Regions from separate parts of the Homo sapiens genome. Here region 2 is linked to region 1. Evidence: chromatin loops called from intact Hi-C (ENCODE). Cell type or tissue: natural killer cell. All regions are shown on one strand. Each heading gives the region's core, and the rest is flanking DNA. Links, peaks and the distances in the headings are about the cores only.

Region 1 (8,000 bases), core at 1-8,000:
GCATGAGAATTGCTTGAACCTGGGAGGCAGGGGTTGCAGTGAGCCAAAATTGTGCCACTGCACTCCAGCTTGGGCGACTGAGGGAGACTCTGTCTCAAAAAAAAAAAAAAAGAAAAAGAAAAAGAAAAAAAAGTTCATATAGGGGAAAAAGATCATCTGAAAGAGGAAATACCACAAAATATTTAAGAACATTTTGAAAATATGAGAACAGATGTATACCAGATACACACACTATATAAAATTAATTAAAACTATTATTTTGGCACAGGAATGTGCAAATAGATCAATGGAAGAGGATGGCGTCTAGGAAAAGATCTCAGAATTGAGCAAATAATAAAGCTAGCATTTCAAATTGGTGGAAATTGATACTTGAAACGAGACTATGGGCCATATAGGAAGAACCACAATAAATGCTATTTCATTATTTTACTTCTGTGTTAATATACAGAAAAATGCTCAAGAGACTTCCATACTAAACCAGACACAGTGATTACCTTTGGGGAGGGTGGTAGATGGGGTAGACACCTGCGGAGCTGTCCACTTTTATACTACAAGCATACATCATTTTGTTGCACTTTGCTTTACTGTACTTTTTACAAATTGAAGGTTTGTGGCAACACTGAGTCAAGCAAATCTATCAGCGTCATTTTTCCAACTGCATGTGCTCACTTCATGTCTCTGTGTCACAATTTGGTAATTCTCGCAATATTCCAAACTTTTTCATTATTATTATATCTGATATGGTGATCTGTGATCAGTGATGTTACTACTATAATTGTTTTGGGGTGCCACAAACTGCACCCATACATGATGGTGAGCTTAACGGATAAATGTTGTATGTGTTCTGACTGCTCCACCAACGAGCCGTTCCCCGATCGTCTCTCTCTCTCTCTCTCTTCAGGCCTTCCTATTCCCTGAGACACACAGTGTAGAAATTAGGCTAATTAAAAACCCTCTAACTGTTCAAGTGAAAGAAGAGTGGCAAATCTCTCACTTTAAATCAAAAGCTAGAAACGACTAACCTTAGTGAGGAAGGCACGTTGAAAGCCAAGACAGGACAAAAGCTAGGCCTCGTGTGCCAGTTAGCCAACTTGTGAATGCAAAGGAAAAGTTCTTGAAGGAAATTAAAAGTGCTACTCCAGTGAATACAGGAATGATAAGAAAGCAAAGTAGCCTTTTTGCGGGTAAGGAGAAAGTTTTAGTGAACTATGTATAAGATCACAACATTCCCTTAGGCCAAAGCCTAATTCAGAGCAAGGCCCTAACTCTTTAAATTCTATAAAGGCTGAGACAGGTGAGGAAGCTGCAGAAGTTTGAAATTAGCAGAGGTTTGTTCATGAGGTTTAAGGGAAAAAGCCATCTCTGTAATGTAAAAGCACAAGGTAAAGCAGCAAGTGCTGACAAAGAAGCTGCAGCAAGTTATCCAGAAGATCTAGCGAAGATCATTGACAAAGGTGGTTGGCTAAACAACAGGTTTTCAATGTAGACAAAACAGTCTTATATTGGAAGAAGATGCCATCTAGACCTTTCATAGCTAGAAAGAAGTCAACACCTGGCTTCAAAGCGTGTAAGGACAGGGCTGACACTCTTGTTGGGGCCTAATGCAGCTAGTGACTTTAAGTTGAGAACAGTGCTCATTTACCATTCTGAAAATCCTAGGACCCTTAAGAATTATGCTAAATCTACTCTATCTGTGCTCTAGAAACGGGATAACAAAGCCTAGATGACAGCACATTGTTTACAGCATGGTTTACTAAACGTTTTAAGCCCACTGCTGAGACCCACTGCTCAAAAAAAAAAAAACAAGATTCCTTTAAAAACATTACTGCTCATTGGCCAGGCGCGGTGGTTCATGCCTGTAATCCCAGCACTTTGGAAGGCCGAGGCAGGCAGTTCACAAGGTCAGGAGTTGAGACCAGCCTGGCCAATATGGTGAAACCCCGCCTCTACTAAAAATACAAAAATTAGCCGGGCATGGTGGAGTGCGCCTGTGGTCCCAGCTACTCGGGAGATTGAGGCAGAGGAGTCACTTGAACCCAGGAGGCGGAGGTTGCGGTGAGCCGAGATTGCACCACTGCACTCCAGCCTGGGTGACACAGCGAGATTCCATCTCAAAAAAAAAAAAAAAAAATTACTGCTCATTGACAACGTATCTGGTCCCCCAAAAACTCTGATGGAGATGTACAAGGAGATTAATGTTGTCTTTATGCCTTCTAACACAACATCCATTGTGCAGCTCATGGATCAAGGAAAGAGTGATTTCAATTTTCTTTTTCTTTCTTTCTTTTTTTTTTTTGAGATGGAGTCTCACTCTGTTGCCCAGGCTGGAGTGCAATGGTGCAATCTCAGCTCAACGCAACCTCCACCTCCCGGGTTCAAGCAATTATCCTGCCTCGGCCTCCTGAGTAGCTGGGACTACAGGCATGCACCACCATGCCCAGCTAATTTTTCTATTTCTTTAGTAGAGACAGGGTTTCACCGTGTTGGCCAGGCTGGTCTCGAACTCCTGACCTCAAGTGATTCGCCTGCCTCAGCCTCCCAAAGTGTTGGGATTACAGATGTGAGCCACCACGCCCGGCCTCAATTTTCAAGTCTTATATAAGAAATACATTTTTTTCTTTCTCTCTCTCGTTTTTTTTGTTTTGTTTTGTTTTGTTTTTAGAAAGACATTGTCTTGCTCTGTTGCCCAGGATGGAGTGCAGTGATGTGATCATGGCTCACTGTAGCCTTGAAGCCTCAAACTCCTGGACTCAAGTGATGCTCCAACCTCAGCCTCCTGAGTAGCTGGGACTACTGGCGCATGCTAGTGCACTTGGCTAAAAAATTTGTGTGTGTGTGTGTGTGTGTGTGTGTAGAGACGGGGTCTCTGTTGCCAGGCTGGTCTTGAAATCCTGGCCTCAAGTGATTCTTATACCTTGGCCTCCCAAAGTGCTGGTCTTACAGGTGTGCACGACCATGCTTGGCCTAGAAATACATTTTATAAGGCTATAGCTGCCATAGCTAGTAATTTCTCTGATGGATCTGGACAAAACTGAAAGCCTGGAAAGGTTTTCAGTGGTGCAATCTCAGCTGGAAAGGAGTCACCATTGTAGATGCCATTAAGAACACTTATGATTCATGGCTGGGCACGGTGGCTCACACCTGTAATCCCTGCATTTTGGGAGGCTGAGGCAGGCAGATCGCCTGAGGTCAGGAGTTCAAGACCAGCCTGGCCAACACGGTGAAACCCTGTCTCTACTAAAAATATAAAAATTAGCCAGGTGTGGTGGCGGGTGCCTGTAATCCCAGCTAATCAGTAAGCTGAGGCAGGAGAATCGCTTGAACCCGGGAGACGGAGGTTGCAGTGAGCCGAGATCATGCCACTGCACTCCAGCCTGGGTGACAGAATGAGACTTCGTCCCAAAAAATAAAAAAAATAAAAATAAAATACTCTTATGATTCATGAGAGGAGGTCAAAATATCAAAATTAACAGGAGTTTGGAAGAAGTTGATTCCAATCCTCATGGATGACTTTGAGGGGTTCAAGACTTCAGTAGGAGTCTCTGCAGATGCAGTGGAAATAGCAAGAGAATCAGAATTAGAAGTGAGGCCTGAAGATGTGACTGAATTGCTTCAATCTCAGCACTTGAACAAATAAGGATTTGCTTCTTATGGATGAGCAAAGAAAGTGGGTTTTTTTTTTTTGTTGTTGTTTGTTTGTTTTGAGACAGAGTCTTGCTCTGTCACCCAGGCTGGAGTGCAGTGGCACGATCTCGGCTCACTGCAACGTCTGCTTCCCAGGTTCAAGCAATTCTCCTGCCTAGGCTTCCTGTAGCTGGGATTACAGGCACCCAGCACCACACCCAGCTAATTTTTGTATTTTTAGTAGAGACACGGTTTCACCATGTTGGCCAGGCTGGTTTTGAACTCCTGGCCTCAAGTGCTCTGCCCACCTTGGCCTCCTAAAGTGCTGGGACTACAAGTGTGAGCCACCATGCCCGGCTGAAAGTGGTTTCTTGAGATGGCATCTACTATTGTGAACACTGTTGAAATGACAACAAAGGATTCGGAGTATTACATATACTTAGTTAATAAAGCAGCGGCGTGGTTTGAAAGGATTAACTCCAATTTTGAAAGTTCTATTTTGGATAAAATGCTATCAGACAGCATTGCATGCTACTGAGAAATCTTTCATGAAAGGAAGAGCCCACTGTTGTGGCAACTTCATTGTTGTTTTAAGAAATTATGATAGCCACCCTAACCTTCAGCAACCACAACTCAGATTAATTAGTAGTCATCATCACTGAGGCAAGACCCTCCACCAGCACAAATACTACACGTTGCTTAAGACTCTGATAATCACTAGCATATTTTAGCAATAAAGTATTTTTAAGTTACGTACTTTTGTTTAGACATAATGCTATTGCACACCTAATATACTACAGTATACTGTAAACATAAAACTTTTATATGGACTGGGAAACCAAAAAAATTCATGTGACGTGTTTTGCAATATTCATTATATTGTTGTAGTCTGGAACTGAACCCATAATATCTCCAAAGCATGTCTGTATATACTTTGGCATTATTTGAATTTACAACCCATATGCATTTCTTTTGACATTCTATAACTAAAATCATTGGGTGAAAAAACATCTGATAGGAAAATAGATATTCATACAAATCTAGCATGCCAGTTATCAACGCATTGCCTCTCAGCTCCAAATTCACCCTTTAACCCATGTTCTGTGGTAATGGTCAGCATTCCTTTAAACATTTCTCCTTTATAGTGAGCATGTTAAGCTTTCTCAGCAGAGGGCGCTGGAAGGACACTGCACTAGGAAGGGGCCCTCCTGTGCTTCCAGGGTTGGTGGTCAGCCAGCAGTCAGGGTGTGAGAATATCTAGTACTGCTCCGCCCCAGCCACACATCCGCAAAGCATGGTCCCTCAGCAACATCGCAGCACTTTCCGGATCACCTTCTCAAGCTGTCTGGACAGACGCTGCACTCCAGGCTTCCTGCCCACACCAGGTCCCCACTTCCTCTCTATACCAAGATGCCTGGCCACTGGCTGCATCCTGCCTGTGCACTAGTGTTTCCACCAATGTCCTCTGCACACCTGTATGCCCAGCCACAGGTTTTTTGAGACAGCGTCTCGCTCTGTCGCCCAGGCTGGAGTACAGTGGCACGATCTCGGCTCCTGCAAGCTCCGCCTCCCGACTTCACGCCATCCTCCTACCTCAGCCTCCTGAGTAGCTGAGACTACAGGAGCCTGCCATCACGCCCAGCTAATTTTTTTTGTATTTTTAGTAGAGACGGGGTTTCACCGTGTTAGCCAGGATGGTCTCGATCTCCTGACCTTGTGATCTGCCTGCCTCGGCTTCCCAAAGTGTTGGGATTACAGGTGTGAGCCACCTCGCCCAGCCTGTGTGTTTTTTGTTTTTTTTTTTTGAGACGGAGTTTTGCTCTTGTTGCCCAGGCTGGAGTGCAATGGAGCAATACCGGCTCACTGCAACCTCTGCCTCCCAGGTTCCAGCAATTCTCCTGCCTCAGCCTCCCAAGTAGCTGGGATTACAGGCACGCACCACCATGCCCAGCTAATTTTGTAGTTTTAGTAGAGATGGGGTTTCACCATGTTGGCCAGGCTGGTCTCAAACTGGTATCGTTAGTAGAGACGGGGTTTCTCCACGTTGGTCAGGCTGATCTCGAACCCCCAACCTCAGGTGATCTGCCCACCTCGGCCTCCCAAAGTGTTAGGATTACAGGCGTGAGCCACCATGCCCGGCCTACCTTGCCATATTGACACTGTGTGTTGCAGGCCTCCTGCCTGCACCAGCACTCCCATTCACACCGTCCACCTAACACCCCAGGCTGAGAGTTGCAGCTTGCCTACGTCTTTACATCCCTTGTGGCCTCAGAGGGTTGCTTCTTGCTTGTCTGATATTATAGACCAGCTCCAACCTGGGCAAACCAACTTCTCTGCCATCCAGTGGGCTGCAACTGTATTTTTCCAACGAGGTCTGAACCCTAGCCTGAAGACAGGCTCCCTCTTCCAAGTTTGTCATTCCTTGGGTACTCTTCCTTGGCCCCAGGCTATCATAAAATTTTCTTATATCTCATATTCTTTTTCTTTTTTTTTTTTTTTTTTGACAGTCTTACTCTATCGCCCAGCTACAGTGCAGTGGTGTGATTGGCTCACTGTAGCCATGACCTCCCAGGGCTCAGGTGACTCTCCCACCTCAGCCTCCTGAGTAGCTGGGACTACAAGTGTGCACCACCATGCCCAGCTGTTTTTTTTGTTTTTTTTTTGTAGAGATGGGGTTTCACCATGTTGCCCAGGCTGGTCTCAAACTCCTGGGCTTGTGTGATCTGCCTGCCACGGCCTCCCAAAGTATTGGGATTACAGGCGTGAGCTACCATGTCCAACCATATCATATACTCCTTTATCACAGTTAAATAATTTTTTTCTTTTTCTTTTTCTTTTCTTTGGAGATGGCGTCTCACTCTGTTGCCAGGCTGGAGTGCAGTGGCAAAATCTCGGCTAACTGCAACCTCCACCTCCCAGGTTCAAGCGATTCTCCTGCCTCAGCCTCCCAAGTAGCTGGAACTACAGGTGCACACCACCACACCCAGATAATTTTTGTATTTTTATCAGAGATGGGGTTTCACCACGTTGGCCAGATAGTCTCGATTTCTTGACCTCATGATCTGCTCACCTCGGCCTCTCAAAGTGCTGGGATTACAGGCATGAGCCACTGCATCCGGCCTTTTTGTTTTGTTTTGTTTTTTGAGACAGAGTTTCGCTCTTGTTGCCCAGGCTGGAGTGCAGTGGCACGATCTGGGCTCACTGCAACCTCTGCCTCCAAGGTTCAAGGAGTTCTCCTGCCTCATCCTCCCAAGTAGCTGGGGATTACAGGCGCCTGCCACCACGCCTGGCTAATTTTTTGTATTTTTATTAGAGATGGGGTTTTGCCATGTTGGCCAGGCTGGTCTCGAACTCCTGACCCCAGCTGACCCACCAGCATTGGTATCCCCAAGTGTTGGGATTACAGGCATGAGCCCCCACACCAGGCCAATAATTCTTTATATTAAACTTTCCATGTTAAGTCTTCTGACTGGACCCAGACTGGTACAGACTTGGTATAGAAGGAATAGTCCCAGAAGATAGACCCCCTAAAGATGGGATTTCGGAACTGGCTTGGTGTTGAGCTCTGTCAATGGAAAACTGATGCTATAACCCACTGTATGCACTTGCATCACAATTCATCAAGCCTGCAGTTTACTGTGGTGAAATGGTAACTGAAACATGTGCTGTAGGAGTGACTTCTATATTTGCCAGTGTGGCAGTAATGATGACTTTATAGATGGTGGCATGGGATGGATTGTTTTGAGTGCACTTGAACATTTACAAAGAGAAAGTGATCTCAGGTCTGTTAACACTCAGCTTGAGTCATGTTCTGAGAAGCAGAAGTCTTCTCTAACAGCACCCACCCCCCCCAAAAAAAATCTTATTTCAACCGGGTGCAGTAGCTCACATCTGTAATCTCAGCGTTTTGGGAGGCAGAGGCGGGCAGATCACCTGAGGTCAGGAGTTCAAGACCAGCCTGGCCAACATGGAGAAACCTGTCTTTACTAAAAATACAAAATTAGCTGGGCGTGGTGGCGCATGCCTGTAATCCCAGCTACTCAGGAGGCTGACACAAAAGAATCGCTTGAACCCAGGAGGCAGAGGTTGCAGTGAGCCAAAATCGTGCCATTGCACTACAGTCTGGACAATAAGAGCAAAACTCCGCCTCAAAAAAAAAAAAAAAAAGAATCTTATTCCTTGTAGCCACATAGCTGCTACTGCTGAAAATCAAACACAAATTTGTGTGAGTTGTTGAATTACAACAGCTGAATTCCCCCAACACACCATTTCTCATGTGAAAATTAGGGTACTGATAGGAAACAATGAGATCCTGAAACTTGGAAGAGGGATATCTGGTTAGATCCACATGAAACTGACAATCTTGAACTCCCAGG
Region 2 (16,229 bases), core at 3,531-11,530, 150 kb before region 1:
CTTGTCCTGTTCTCCCTTATTTTTACTGTTGAGGGCAAGGCCTGCTTTTGTTTGTAATTAGAATCAGCTCAATAAAGGATTCACTGACTCTTATCACAAAATACATATTTAGACACAGATTTCTACATGGGAAACCATAGGGAATGACGACAGGGTAAATATAGAAAATGATTAAAACTATTTGACTGACCTTAAAAAAAAATTCAGTCACTTAAAAAAACCAGACTTGTCAGGGAAAACATGAAATGACAAATATTTCTCCTAACACACAGCTGGGGAGGAGCCAACAGATAGTGGCAATGGTCAGGCAGGGAAGTGACAGGGAAAGCACCCGATCCTTACGTTGATGAATGAAGCATTGATGTAATCAGAATCTGGAACCCCTTCAACCGGTGTCAGGTGGACTCTAGAGTGGTCATCTAGGAAACAAACCAACAATATTTCAGTAAAATCAAAATTTATTTCTCACAGAACCTGACGCAACCAGGACAGTTGAGACATCTGTGCCTATGTGCACAGACTCACGCTTGTATAAAGATGCCACTCCAACAATATAACTCCAACAGTATAACAGCAAAAAATTGGGAATACCTTAAGTATCATTAGGGGACTAGTTAAATAAATTAAGATGCATCTACAATGTGGAATACTAAGTAGTTGAGAAAAAAGAAAGTTTCTTGACAGATGAACTGACAATATATACTATTAAAAGAGAGAAATGTGTACAGTATACCAATCATATTAAAAAATATGTATTATATATACACATACCCACACCCACACACATACACACATCCCCCTCCTCCAACATGTGCACATAAATAAGAAGACAAGGCCGAGCATGGTGGGTCACGCCTATAATCCTAGCACTTCAGGAGGCAGAGGCGGTGCATCACTTGAGGTCAGGAGTTCCAGACCAGCCTGGCCAACATGGTGAAACTCCGTCTCTACTAAAAATACAAAATTAGCTGGGTGTGGTGGCATGTGCCTATAGGTAGTCCCAGCTACTTGGGAGGCTGAAGCAGGAAAATGGCTTGAACCCAGGAGGTAGAGCCTGCAGTGAGCCAAGATCGTGCCACTGCACTCCAGCCTGGGTGACAGAGCGAGAAAGAAAAAAGAAAAAGACAAAAGTATCTGTAAATGCATAGTGTAGTGGTCCTAATTTTTTGGTTCCATACTTCACTTATAAAAATGTGAGCAGGCATCTCTAATACATGCTCATTTATTGATAAATTATGCACATATGCTAATGTATGATATACCCTGAAATATAAAATTTTTAGGGTCTAGATGTGGTGGCTCATGCACGTAATCCCAATTCTTTGGGAGGTCAAAGTGGGAGGACTGCTTGAGGCCAAGAGTTTGAGACCAGGCTGGGTAACACAGCAAGACCCTGTGTCTAAAAAATAATCAGCCAGGCATGGTAGATGCACCTGTAGTTCTAGTTACTCAGCAGGCTGTGGCAGGAGGATTACTTGAGCCCAGGAATTCGAGGATACATATCTATGATCACATCATTGCACCCCAGCTTGGGTGGCCCTGTCTCTAAAAAAATAAATGAAATAAAAAATTTAAAAGGATGAATTTTTAAAAGGCAAATATACTGGCTGGGCTCACTGGCTCATGCTTGTAATCCCAACACTTGGGAGACCAAAGCAGGAGGACTGTTTGAGGCCAGGAGTTTGAGATCAGCCAAGGCAACACAGCAAGACCATCTCTACAAAAAATTAAAAAAAAAACATTTTCACAGGTTCTGAGGATTAGGAATTTTTTTTTTTTGAAAAGCAAATATAAAAATCAAGTGAGGTTCAAACATCTTCCTCTCATATCTCATTAAATTATGCATATCCCATTCTGGATACCAATGGACTAGAAAAATGTCTGTTAGCTTATGGATCAACTGATTAGCAATGGCTAACTCTGGGAAGGGTTTATACAGAGAACTCTGCATTAGAATTTCTTTCAATGAATACCACAAAAAACCATCTCTACCACCACCATTACCCCCTGCTTCCTGCCTGATCCTAGTGAAGCTGTTCTCCAGGACCTCCTAGAAACTTTAGGCCTGACACAAAAATCCTCCTGGATCATCCTAATTGACTCTGAGTATGTGGGATCCATAAAGGCTCTTTCAGCCCAAAGTCTTCAACCTACTCTTATTTATTTATCTTATTTATTATTATTTATTTCATTTCTTTTACTTTATTTTTTTGAGACACGGTCTTGCCCTGTCACCCAGGCTAGAATGCAGTGACACGATCTTGGGTCACTGCAACCTCTGCCCCCCTGGGCTCAAGGGATCCTCCTACCTCAGCCTCCTGAGTAGCTGGGACGACAGACACACACCACCATGCCTGGCTAATTTTTTAAGGTTTTTGTAGAGATGAGGTCTCACTATATTGCCCAGGCTAGTTTCAAACTCCTGGGCTCAAGAGATTCTCCCACCTTGGCCTTCCAAAGTTCTGGGATTACAGGTATGAGCCACTGAGTACTGCCATGAACGCACTCTTGTTATTCACCCTGCTGTGCCCAATTGCAAGATTCTTTCCATCTTCAGAAAATCCCTCCAGAGATGTAATTTCAGGTTACATCCCAAGAAACACTAAAGACACTCACAAGGCAAGATGTTTACATATCGATTTTTTTCCTTGTTTTCCTCCTTGGAAGCAGCCTCACAGGTGGCCTGGATAGGACATGCAGGGAGAGCCTGAAAGGTTAAGAGAAATTAGAGGAATTATTAGCAGGGATAAACATCAAACATGCAAACTGCTGCACCAAACCCTGACCTGGTAGCATGTTCTACCTTTTCCTGGGGGGAAAAACATGGGCCCAGGTGAATACCTGCAGCCTAACACAGAGAATGCTCCTCTCCCCCGAAACAGCCACAAGCTCCTTAGAGTTCAACAACACAAGAATCCTCAGGGGGCAGAATGCCCTTTCTGTTATGTAAGTATAGCATGCTCTTTCCATGATTACTATGTGGTTAGCAGCCTGTTGTTATGATACTGGGCCAAAAGGGCCTACCCTTGTAAATTGGAATGGGGACATACCTGAAGGAATGGGCCATTTATCCTCATGCTAATTACCACCACACAAAGATGACATGCATCTCAGAGTGAACCACACAGGAAGGTTCTGGATGGCCAGCTGATTTAATCTCTTCCTAGGGATCTAAGGGGGCATGGCACCCCAGCCTCTAGCATCATGTGGCAAGGAAGCAAGGACTGGTGGGTGGGTGGGAGGGCATTCATATAGATGCAGCAGTTAAGAAGCAGAAGATTTGGGTGAGGTGACATTAAATTTGCAGCAGTTCTGGAGCAAATGTAGATTAGTTAGTGCAGGGAGGTTATCACACAATGATCTGACATGAGATAGTCTGTGTTTGTATGAACTTGAGCACATCTGTTAAAATTTCTAGGTCCAGTTTCCTCATCTGTAAAATTGGGGCCGGGTGAAGTGGCTCACGCCTGTAATCCCAGCACTTTGGGAGGCTGAGGCGGGTGGATCACCTGAGGTCAGGAGTTCGAGACCAGCCTGGCTAACAAGGCGAAACCCTGTCTCTACTAAAAAGACAACAATTAGCTGGGTATGGTGGTGCACACCTGTAACCCCAGCTACTCAGGAGGCTGAGGCAGGAGAATCGCTTGAACCTGGGAGGTGGAGGTTGCAGTGAGCCAAGATCACGCCATTGTACTCCAGCCTAGGCGACAGAGCGAGACTCCGTCTCAAAAATAAATAATAAATAAATACATAAAATTGGAACAACAACATCTGCCACATAAGGAAATAATCTCATGTGTAGCAAAGAATAAGTATTCAAATAAATGAGTTTTATCAGAGTGGGAAGCTAAATTTTATTATTTGATCTGTTCTCCTCTTGTATGTTTCATATATTCAAAATTAAGGATGAAAAAAGGAGCTGGGTGTGGTGGCTCATGCCTGTAATCCCAGCACTTTGGGAGGTAGAGGTGGGAGGACTACTTGAGGCCAGAAGTTTGAGACCAGCCTGGGCAACACAGCAAGACCTCGTCTCTACATTAAAAAAAAAAAAAAAAAAAAAAATAGCCAGGTATGGTGGTGCATGCCTGTAGTCCCAGCTACTCAGAAGGCTGAGGTGGGAGGAACACTTCAGCCCAGGAGTTCAAGGCCATGATTATACCACTGCACTCCAGCCTGAGTGACACAGTGAGACTCTGACACTATAAAAACAAACAAGAAAGCAAAAAGGGAGGCACTTTAAAATTCCAACACTAATTCCGAGTAAGTGACTTGGAAATTACATTTTATGAGCCTTAAAAAAACTTTTCAAAAATACTTTTTGGCCTAGCAACTTCAATTTTGAGAACATACCCTTAGGAAATAAAAATCTTTATGTCCTAATTATTTACTTCATCATTATTTAGAATGACCCAAAACTGAGAACAACCGTAGTATTCAGCAGTAGAGGAACAATTCATGCATTACTTTTCATTCATTCTTTCAACAAATATATATTTTGTACCTACCAGGCACTGGGCTAGATACAGAGCAAAGAGTGGGGAATCAAATATAAGTGCAGTTCTCGCCCTCAAGGACAATATAAACTTGTGGGTGAAAAGCAGACATTAAACAAATAAAACAAATACATATATAATTATATACCATGATGAATGCAATCAAAGAACAGAATGCTACTAGAGATGAAGTATCAGAAAGCACCAAATTTGGATTACAGGTGGGTCTCTCTGAGGAAGGATGAGTATAGAAAATAGTATTCCAGACACAGAGAACAGCATCTGTGGTAACCCAGAGGTGGAAGAAGGCTTGGTTGTGTGAGGAACCGAAAATCAGTGCAGGTATCACGCAGAAGGTGAGGTTGATGGGGATGGCAGGAGGAAGTAGGAAGAGATGAGCCTGGCAAAGTCAGATCATCCATTTCCAGGTAGGTCCTTGAATAGGGAGTTCAAATTTTATGTTAAGTGCATAAGGAAATCATTGAAGGTTTTTAAAGTGTGATCCATTTTCCATGTTAAAGAATTACTTGTTATTGTATGGAAAATGGACTAGAGAGGAGCAAGAAGAGAAGCATGGAAAAATGATGATACAAGGAAATGGATGCATTTGAGACATATTCTGGAATTAGAATTACTACATTTGGGCCAGGCGCGGTGGCTCACGCCTGTAATCCCAGCACTTTGGGAGGCCGAGGCGGGTGGATCATTTGAGGTCTGGTGTTCGAGACCAGCTGACCAACATGGTGAAACCCCATCTCTACTAAAAATACAAAAAATTAGCCAGGTATGGTGGCACATGCCTGTAACCCCAGCTACTTGGGAGGCTGAGGTAGGAGAACTGCTTGAACCCGGGAGATGGAGGTTGCAGTGAGCCAAGACTGCGCCATTGCACTCCAGCCTGGGCAGAAAGAGCAAAACTCTGTCTCAAAAAAAAAAAAAAAAAAAAATTACTACATTTGGAGATGGAATGAAGGCAAAAGTGGACTGGGAAGAGCAAGAGGCAGAAATGAAGAATGAACGTTTCTGTCTTTGATAATAATTTAAAAAAAGACTGAATAAAGGAAATGCCAACCCAAAGGGAACCAATTTTTTGTCAGATGGAAGCAAGAGTTTTTTGTTGTTTTTTTTTGGAGACAGGGTCTCGCTCTGTCACCCAGGCTGGAGTGCAGTGGCGCCATCATAGCTCATTGCAGCCTTGAACTCCTGGGCTGGAGGTATCCTACTGCCTCAGCCTCCTGAGTAACTGGGACTACAGGCACAGCACCACCATGCCTGGCTAATTTTTTAATTTTTATTTTTGTAGAGGTGGATCTTGCTATGTTGCCCAGGCTGGGAAGCAAGAGCTTTAAGAAAGGAGCAAATATATTTACTGGAAACCAGCATGACAGTGATAGGAGAAATTAAAGTGAAAGACCCAAAGATAGGGAAATTAGGACCTCAAAATCCATCTGCCCTCACCTACTCAAGAGATTTCCTTTCAGATTAAAACCCTGGAGGTTCTGCATGTTATTTTACTAACAGAGGCAATTACCCCTGACCCTATGCTGTGAATACCACAAAAGGAAGAAAAGATTTTCCTGGGCTGGACTCTTACACACGCAGTAGAGACCATTATTTTAGATCAGAATTTCTCAGTTCACCCACAGTTTGCATTCTCTTCCTTCACATAAGATTTCCACAGGTTTCCACCCAAGTACAGGGCAGGATGAGATGTCAGTTTTTTAAGCCCTGATGGCTAATCCAGAGGCACTAGTTTTCCTGTGCATCCCTTCTCTAAAATGTAGAACAGACGTAGGGACAGCAAGACTCTTGAAAACAGTCTTCAATACAAAAATGTCAGGAATAACAAAGACTACATCTCACAGCCCTATCAGCATCCCTAGCTCCCTCAGTCATGATAAAGAAAAACTAGGTCTCCAGGTGGACTAAGGCTCCTAAAAAGAGTCAGGAAGAAACAGGAGCCATTGTTTAACAAGAGAGAAGAAAGGGCTTGCCCTGGAGAACACAGCGCTAGATGCAAAGGTTCAGAATGAAGAGCCTGCGTCACGGATGAAAACAAGGTGAATCCTACTCCTTTTGGTTTCTACTCTGAAAAACCTAGCTCACAGAGCTAGGAAGGAGCAGCTAGAGCAGAAGTCTATAAAATGTTAAACTCTCTAGAAACACTAGGTGGCATCGAAGACCGTTTCATCTCTTGTTTAAGCCTTAACTGGAACCAAGGCTAAGTACTCATTCATTTTTTAAAGACATGTCGGTTAAAAAAAAATTTTTTTTTCACATTTGTTGATATTTATTTTTTAAAAAGTATCCATCACATAATTTAACTTAGAAGCTCTCTTTGGGCTCCTCTCCTTATATCCTCTTCCTTCCCCTCTCACTGGTAAACCTGAAGTTTTATAATTATCATTACATTCCTTTATTTGTATCTCATATTTTTTACATCCAAAACAATGTATTATTATTGCTAGTCTAGTTTTTGAGGAAAATGGAATCATGATTAAGTGGTGAGTTGCTTTTTTCTTTGGCTCAACATTACGTTCCTAAGATTCATCCTGGCTGCTAACTTCAGCTACTTTGTAGTGCTCCATTTGAGACGGTGTTAAAATTTACTTATCCATTCTACTACTGATGAATATTTGGGTTGTTTACAGTTAAAGGTCCTGCTTTGAGACACATTTTTGTATCTTTCTTGTGCATATGTGCAAGAATTTCAGGTATAGGTATCTTTAACCTTACCAGATAAGGCCAAATTGTTTTTCAAAGAAGTTGTACTAATTTATACTCCCACCAGCAATGTAGTGTTCCAGTTCCGTATGCTTATCAACATTTGCTACTGTCAGACTTTGTGTTAACTGATTTACATTTCTCTGATTATTAATGAGGTTCATCATCTTTCCATAGCATACTGGTCAAAAGAGTTTCCTCTTCCGTGAAGTACCTAGTCAAGTGGTTTCCCCGTTGTCCTACTGGATTATTTTTTTCAAAATGGAGTCTTGTTCTGTCACCCAGACTGGAGTGCAGTGGCGCAATCTTGGCTCACTGCAGCCTCCACCTCCTGTGTTCAAGCAATTCTCCTTCCTCAGCCTCCCCTGTAGCTGGGATTACAGGCGCCCGCCACCACACCTGGCTAATTTTTTTTGTATTTTTTTGTAGAGACAGGGTCTCACCGTGTTGGCCAGGCTGGTCTCGAACTCCTGACCTTGTGATCCGCCTACCTCAGCCTCCCAAAGTGCTGGGATTACAGGCATGAACCACTGCGCCCAGCCTACTTATTTTCTTAACAATTTGTAGAAGTTCTTTATATATTCTGGATACTCTTCCTTTATCAGTTACCTGTGTTATCTTTTACCAAGGTTGTGGCCTTCCCTTTCATCTTCTTTATGGTATCATTTATGAACAGAGGTTTTGCATTTTCATGTAAATTCATCAATCTTCCCTTTTATCAACATTTTAAGTCTTAAGAAATCCTTTCCTACTGTGAGATCAGAAGTATATTTTACTACATTATGATCTCTACATTTTATCATTTTTGTCCTTTAAATTTCAGTGTTTACAGCAACTGGAATTGGTTTTTGTGTTTGATATGTGACAAGCATTCAATTTCATTTATTCCCACAGGGTTACCAATGGTCCCAGGCACTATTTATTGTGAAGACCATCTTTTCCCCACCCAAACTGCAAGAGCATTTCTGTCATAAATAGGTTTCCACTTACAAATGGATCTGCTTCTGGGCTCTTTATTTCATTCCACTGGTCGATCTGTCTATCCCAGTGCCAATACAAAACTGTCTTAATTACTAAAATTTTATAATCTCTTTATATCTGGTAAGGCAGGTCTCCTCACCTTGTTCTTCTTCTTCAGGAATGTCTTGGCTATTCTTGAATCTTTTCTCCTCCATATAAATTTTAGAATCAGCTTGTCAAGTTCCACAAAAAAACCTGTTGGGATTTTTATTGGAATTGCATTGAATCTATATATCTTGGGGGAGAATTGACATCTTTACAAAATTGAGCCTCCTAATCCATTGATCCTATCTCTTCACTAATTTAAGCTATTTTCCTTTAATGTCTTCAAACATTTTAATAATTTTCTCTAAATTGTTAAATCCATTCCTAGGTACTTTACATTTGGATGCTATTGTAATTGGCACCTTTTAAAAGGTATTATTAGGTTTTCTGTTTGTGGCCTATGTATAGAAATGCATTAAATTTTTATGCTGCTTCTGTATCTAGCAACCTTGCTAATTCCATAATATGTCTGATGAATATTAATTCTATAATATGTCATATTAATTCTATAATGTCATATTTATTAATTATAAATATGTCATATATAATAAATTATAAATATGTCATATTTATTAATTCTATAATATAATATGTCATATTAATTCTATAATATGTCTGATGAATCTGTGGGTTTTTCTGAAGACAGTATTTGGTCTGTGAAAAATTTATATTTTGTCCCTTCCTTTGCAATCCTTATACCTTTCTTTTCTTGCCTAGATCTCCAGTACAGGTCTGAATCTCATTCACTTTTAAGTCTGAATCTCCTTTCAATACTCTCACCCAATAGTCACCAGTGACTGAACACTAGAGTGATGGGAAATTTACTACCTTCCAAGGTAGGTCTTGGAACAGTTCTGTTTAAAACGACCCAACACCCAGACACACAATTTCTTTTGCATTTCCCTCGTACTAAGCAATGTAAAACCCAGATGTCAGCGGGCATCTTTTCTGCCCCTTGCAAAACGCAAACTCCCAACTCTCTGGACAGTGGAATTCCAAAGCCCTTGTCACAGTTCCTGCTAATTCCCACAGGACTGTGACTCTGATTCACTTATTTTGGGACAACTCATCAATGTAGAGGCGATTTCACCCATCTCAACTCAGATGCCACACTCAGTCCCATCACTAGTGACACACACATGCCTTCTTCACCTGGCAATCTAAGAGATGTGAGGTCCTGAGGAAGGTCACATCTCACATCGCACAGATTCTGACTATTTCACTGGCTTCACCTCTTTCCCTCTTTTCTTTCTCTCCTATCCCATTCCTCTCAGGAGCTAAGCCTTTTTTTTTTTTTTTTTTTGAGACAGAGTCTCACTCTGGTAGCCAGGAGGCTGGAGGGCAGTGCGGTGATCACTGTAGCTCACTGTAGCTCCTGCAGCTCTATAAAGTTAGCACTATAGCTCACACTGTAGCCTCCAAGTGTTGGGCTCAAATGATTCTCCCACCTCAGCCCCCTGAGTAGCTAGAACTACAGGCATGTGCCATCACGCCTGGCTAATTAAAAAAAATTGTTTTGTAGAGATAAGGTCTTGCTACATTGCCTAGGCTGGTCTTAAACTCCTGGCCTCAATCTTCCCGCATTGGCTTCCCAAAGTGCTAGATTACAGGCATGAACAACTGCACCCAGCCAGAAGCTAACACAATTTTATCTTTTTGTTTCTTTTTAAACCTTGATAATGCCTTAAAGACCTCAATTTTCCCTGAAAATGGGGGCTTCTGAGTGGTTTTTCAAAGTATTTCTTTTGAATAAATTCAATGATTCCTAGAAAGACAAATGCTGGTGAACAAAAAAGCTCCAGCTTGTAATTAGGATGAAAGCCACAGCCTAGAACTTCTAATCAGGTGGGCATTCACGGAAATGCTACAGTCTCCTTTTAGCCTGTCACATATCTGAAAACAGCTGTCATGTCCTATGAGTGTTGTTCCTTTAGTTATTCACCCCCATGGTCCAGTTTCTCTCCAGAACAACATCCCATTTGGTGATATCCCTTTTTATAGAGACCTGACCACAAGACTCCTGACACAGTTCAAACTAGGCATAGGAACTTCTTTATTCTAGATGTTATATATCCATCGAAGCAAACTAAGTCCATTAGATTTATTTCCCATATTCAAAAAAATCTGCTTTAAAAATATTATAAAAAGAATATGCTTGTTTTAAGTCAAATAATTTAGTAGAAAACAAAGTTCCCTATTATGTCTCTCCTCTCTTCCAGCCCCCTTGTAGGCAGCCACTGTTGACAATTTGTAGTCTTTCAGACTTAAAAAAAAAAGCATTAACATACCCAAACACACACAGATATACATATTTTTGAAAACAAAAATGAAATTATCCCACATATGTTTTCTCACATAACAATATAACTTAGAGATCTATGTGAACACATTTATTTTAATGATAGTATAGAATATCATAATGGATATAAGAAATCATCTGGCCATTCTATTTGACAGATATTTGCGTTTTTATCTTCTTTGCTATTATAAATAATGCTGTCATAAACATCTTTGTACATGGCTTTTTCTGTTAAGAATCTCAGAAGCTTGGTCAGAAAACTCAAACATTTAAATAATGATTGGTACTGCCAGAATCATCCCTCCAATGCAATACCAATTTAAACTCCCCCACCTGTAAGTCTCTGCAGCCCCATACTTTTGTCCACATTTGATATAAAGCTTTTTAAATTTTCAAATCTGATAGGTCCAAAATAATGGTTAGCTTTAATCTGTATTTCCCTGATTACTAGATATAGTTGATCTTCTTTTCATATCTTTATAGACCATCTGTATTTCTTCTGTAAATTGCCAGTTTCTTGACTGGATTGTTTACCTTTTACTCACAGGTTTGTATATTCTGGAACATTCTTTGTCTACCTATGGCAAATAGATTCTCCCAGTTGGCCACTTTTTTACGACATCATTTGTCACAAAGATGTTTCACATTTTAATATATTTGCTATCTTTCAAACTTTTCCATTCTGGCATCTAAATCTTCTAAGTAGCTTAGAAAGGCCTTCCCCATCTGATGGTTACTAAAAATATTATTCTATGACAGTAGACACAAATTGGTTTGTTTGCCCTATGTGTTATTTCTCCTCTTCTCTCCCAGGGCTGACTGATCCAAACACAGTCATACCTGACTGATACTGAGCCAATCAGATTCTCTCCCAGGATTTTGAAAACTAGGAAGAAGCAGGGGCTTCCCTAGAAGGGCCCCAAAGCCACCAAGGTCGGCTCTACCTGAGACTTGGTACTCCAACTTACCTTCTGATTCTGCCAGCTCCTCCAGTGTCTTCCCAAATCAATAGTTCTGTTTGTTTTTGCTTAATTTAGTTGAGGTGACTTCTCTTGCTTTTAACTAGAGGACCTTAACTGATTTAGCAATTACTATCAGAGTGGGTTGTAGTTGAGAGACTGCTAGGGGAAACGTGGGTGATGTTACTGGGTTCAGATGGAAGGAAAGAAACTGACAACCAATTGCCAGGATGGGAAAGAGCAAGCTGCTCACAGTTCATAGCTGCACAACTACTATTTTAGTTATTGCTTGCAATTACCTGTGATGTGTTCAAGCTGGTGGTAAACGAGTAGGGGTGTCCCAATTAAAAGGAGAGGGGAAATGTTGAAACCAAGGAGTAGGATTACTTCTGACAATATTAGAGAACAAAACAAGAAATAACCCAGCTCCAATATCAAATGCTCACCTTGAAATGAAAACCCAAGACTCAGGGCCTTTACATTACTATATATGTATTTTGCTAAGTGAAATGTTAAGGTTTCCAAATTTTGCGAGTTGCTGAATTTTAATGCCACAGAATTCACATCTTTCCTGGGTTGCTCATGAGAAAGATAAGGCTTTAAGTGAGACAACAGAAATGATGATAAAAGAGAGGACCCAAAGAAAGTTAATTTCCAAAAATCTCTATTATGCTCTCTACTGCATCTTGCTGTCATGATGAAAACTGCCCCACAACCCAGCCTGCATTGCCCACACATTACCAGAATGCAAGCATAACATGACCTGAGGGTAAAATGCATAAATAAGGTAGAAAAGTAAAATGCTGGCCAGGCACAGTAGCTCATGCCTGTAATCCCAGCACTCTGGGAGACCAAGGTGGGAGGACTGCTTGAGATCAGGAGTTCAAGACCAGCCTGGGCAACACAACAAGACCCCGTCTCTACAGCGGGGGAAAAAAAGTAAAGAGCTAATAAATATCCAGAAGAAACTACAGGAATTCACTGAGCTGGATCATTACAAATGATAGGAACAATTGTTGATATAGATTTTGGAGACGTTATAACAAGGAAGGGAGAGTATGACTTGGTTAAAGCCAAATTTCTTTTCTTTTTTGAGATGGAGTCTTGTTCTGTCCCCCAGGCTGGAGAGCAGTGGTGCAATCTTGGCTCACTGCAACCTCTGCCTCCCGGGTTCAAGCGATTCTCCTGCCTCAGCCTCCCGAGTAGCTGGGATTACAGGCACTCACCACCATGCCCGGCTAATTTTTGTATTTTTAGTAGAGACAGGGTTTCAGCATGTTGGTCAGGCTGGTCTCAAACTCCTGACCTCAAGTGATCTGCCTGCCTCAGCCTCCCAAAGTTCTGGGATTACAGGCATGAGCCATTGTGCCCAGCCTGGATAAAGCCAAATTTCTAATTATGGTATGGTCAAAAGAACTTCTGCAGGTAGTGTAACAGCTCAGGTAACTGGCCATGGTTTTAATGTTGAGCTAGGCTCGCCAGTGGAAACCTGGACTGAATGCTGGATTTAGTGAGGTGATAATGAAAAGCCAGAAAAACCTGGGCACAAAGTAGAGGAGACCAGAGTGGCATATGGACTCTAAAGGCTCAGCCTTCTACTGACACCTTCAGTATGCCCTTGATGGGATCCACATCACATGCCTTGCTGAGGCTATACACTGGTGAGGAAAGCACTGGAATCTTTCAGAAGTGCTTTCCTGGCTGTCCTCAGCAGCGTGAGATGCTAGTGGAAGGGACTATTTCAAAATGGGATTCCTGATCTAAGTGGGCTAGAAAGACTGTTGGAGACCATGATCAGACGTTTATGGCTGTGAATAATTCATTGTGAAGCTCCCAGTAATGGAAACGGAAAGTAGCTTTCCAGGTCAGTTTAGGCAGCCTACTAGACCACCATGCTAGAGAGGGGGCCCCCTCATCCAACTCGTAGGCCTGGGTCATTTCAGACCCAGAACCCTTCAATAACAGGGAGGCCAGGCATCTGTAAGGAGGAACCCTGCCACAGCGCATTAACACACATATATTATAAACCTCCCTCCTCATCTTTTCTTAATAATCTGCAGATATTTGCCATGGCAACTGTACTAGGTAAAGGGAAATGCATCTTTTGGGGTCTGCTAGGTCCTGGCCTTGAGGTAGCTACTTGCTAGGAACTCAGAATGTCGCTAAGATATGCTAGTTAGAACGGAGCCTTTGCAGGCCAGCTGATGGAAGGAATTTTGGCCTGAGGTGGCTTCACATTAGGACCTATTAATCTATCTAATCTATCTTACCTGTCTGTCGATCTGTCTGTCTGCCTGCCTGCCTGTCTGTCAGGGCCTCCAAAAGGGAGGGAAAGAAACTAGATGCTCCCGGCTCTGTGAAGTTGGCTAGACCTCCCTCTGTGCCACCTTGATTTTCAATAACATTGGCCATTAGGTAATGCCCAAAGACACACAGATTCCCTAGCCCACTGGATAAGAACCATCACAGAAAGAGCAAATGTAAGCTCCTAGAGCAGTGATCTCTTTAGCAAAAGGCGAAGTCTCCATGTGAACCGCAGGATCTTAAGTGCTACAGAAGACTTTGCAGATTTGCAGTTACTTTTCCAGACGTACTCTACTTTCTGCAGATTAACATATAACTCCTGGTACCTAGACTACTGCTAGGGGTAAGTGTGTGTTCTTTTTAAGTTGTGTGGACTACTTGAAGCAGTTTTTCTTGCTCATGGCAAGAGCAGCCTCAGTGATAAATCATCTTGACCTTTCTGTGTTGTGATCTGGTTCATCAAGATTTTGTCTGTTTCACAGGACATTACCTTGACAACTATGCTAATGACATCAATGTGAGACATGAAAAGCAGGAAGTTATGTATCTTAGATGTACATGTCAGACATAAAAATACAGTGGCCTGCCACCTCAGCCAAATTTTCTGAAAGTCAAAGGCCTGCAGCACGTCAGGGTATCTCCTCCAACATAAAAGACAACTTGTTGCCCCTTGCCCCACCACCCCTCTCCTGCTAACAAAGAGGAGCAATGCTTGCTGGGCCATTTTGAGTTTTGGAGACAGCAGATACCTTATCCTTGCATCCAACTCTGATCTCTCAATTTAATCCATCTAATCCATCTGATCAATCAATCAATCTACCTACCTACCTACATAGAGACAAGATCTTGCTCTGTCACACAGGCTGCAGTGCAGTGGTGCAATCACAGCTCACTGCAGCCTCAAACTCCTAGGCTCAAGCAATACCCCACCTCAGCCTCCCCAGTAGCTGGAACTACGGGTGCATACCACCATGCCCAGCTAATTTTTTGAAGAGGCAGGCTTTCGCCATGTTGCCCAGGCTGGTCTTGAGCTCCTGGACTCAAAGCAATCTGCCTGCCTCATCTCCCAAAGTGCGAGGATTAAAGGCATGAGCCACTGTGCCCAGCCTCTGACCAATTTATTGAGTGATCTGAAAAGAGAAAGTGCTCCTGCTGATCCAGGCCACAGAGAAATAAGCTCTGGTAGATTGTATGGAGCTCTAGAGTGTTTGTAGTAAGGTAAACAGAAGAATCGTAATATTTGGATATGGATATAAGACCATGATCCTATTGGTAAGACCATGCTCCTAGCCTAGTACTGGGCTCTAGGGTAGAGACTGCAAGCCTGATCACAGACAGGTATCCAAATGACTTCAACTCCCCATCGTAAACTAGGGGTTTTTTTGTTTGTTTTGTTTTTTTGAGATGGAGTTTCGCTCTTGTCGCCCAGGCTACAGTGCAATGGCGTGGTCTCGGCTCAATGCAACCTCTGCCTCCCGGGTTCAAGCGATTCTCCTGCCTCAACCTCCCGAGTAGCTGGGATTACAGGCATTTGCCACCATGCCTGGCTAATTTTTGTATTTTTAGTAGAGACGGGGTTTCACCATGTTGGCCAGGCTGGTCTTGAACTTCTGACCTCAGGTGATCTGTCCAACTCAGCCTCTCAAAGTGCAGGGATTACAGGCATGAGCCACCGGGCCGGTCTCGTAAACTAGGTATTATGAGATTCAATTAGCCATAGATTTGGACATGCCCAGCAGAATCCCATTATCAGCTGGAAGTGATCTCTATAAAATGCCTACCACACAACCCACTGCCGCAATAGATACTTCTGACTTCCTATTGACATCAACAGTTAACTGAAGAAGAAAAAGTCCGGCCTGGTATATAAACTGCTTGGTGAAACATGCTGGCCCATGCTGGGCTGGAAGTAGACTGCTATGGGGTATACTACTTAAGTGATGGCTTTGAATGTGTATAAAAGAGAAATTCTCCTAGTGAAGAGAACTTCAAGCAAATTATCACACCACTTATCTCACTGGAAGTCAGGATCTAAACCAATCGCTGGGTAGTGGATAACTAGCACAAGAAAGAAAATATTTATGTTCCATGTGAATGCTCACAAGATGGCACTCATTGCTAGAAACCCAGGTGATGATGGTCAGCCCTTTCCCTCACTACCCTAGTGCTGGCCCAATGAGCTCGTGAACACGGTTGCCATGGTAGCACAGCAAATGGCTCTCACCACAATATCTATCCGAATTTACCTGTCATGCCTCCAGGAATACCATCACCATCCAGGGATTTACTGAAATACCTTACCATGGAGTCTCAGGGAATATTACCTCCAAACAAATAATTCGTTTCATGCTTATGTAAATTTAATGTTATGGAAAAAGAAAAGAA

What was found. A loop is a pair of places that touch in the nucleus more often than their neighbours do. Peaks named below come from ENCODE experiments on the same cell type or tissue, not always from the same donor. Only the 100,000 strongest peaks of a DNase experiment are listed, where the experiment ranks them.
Region 2: a loop joins it to region 1, with 4 times the contacts of the local background. A loop is called at or near these places in 15 of 110 quality-filtered maps.

Annotation. Positions count from the first base shown.
Region 1 is chr20:2,849,092-2,857,091 of GRCh38, reverse strand. All of the region lies in intron 1 of VPS16 (VPS16 core subunit of CORVET and HOPS complexes), which reads right to left. Among named protein-coding and RNA genes, the nearest start is that of VPS16, 12 kb to the right of the region's middle. In natural killer cell, for the core only: CTCF peaks have their summits at 4,619 and 4,818 (motif pointing right); a DNase peak (open chromatin) is centred at 4,861; H3K27ac peaks cover 604 bases.
Region 2 is chr20:2,991,534-3,007,762 of GRCh38, reverse strand. It overlaps PTPRA (protein tyrosine phosphatase receptor type A), which reads right to left. Exons shown (of 24, transcript NM_001385305.1): 10 at 2,617-2,707; 11 at 343-419. Among named protein-coding and RNA genes, the nearest start is that of GNRH2, 44 kb to the left of the region's middle. In natural killer cell, for the core only: a CTCF peak has its summit at 6,676 (motif pointing right); a DNase peak (open chromatin) is centred at 6,662.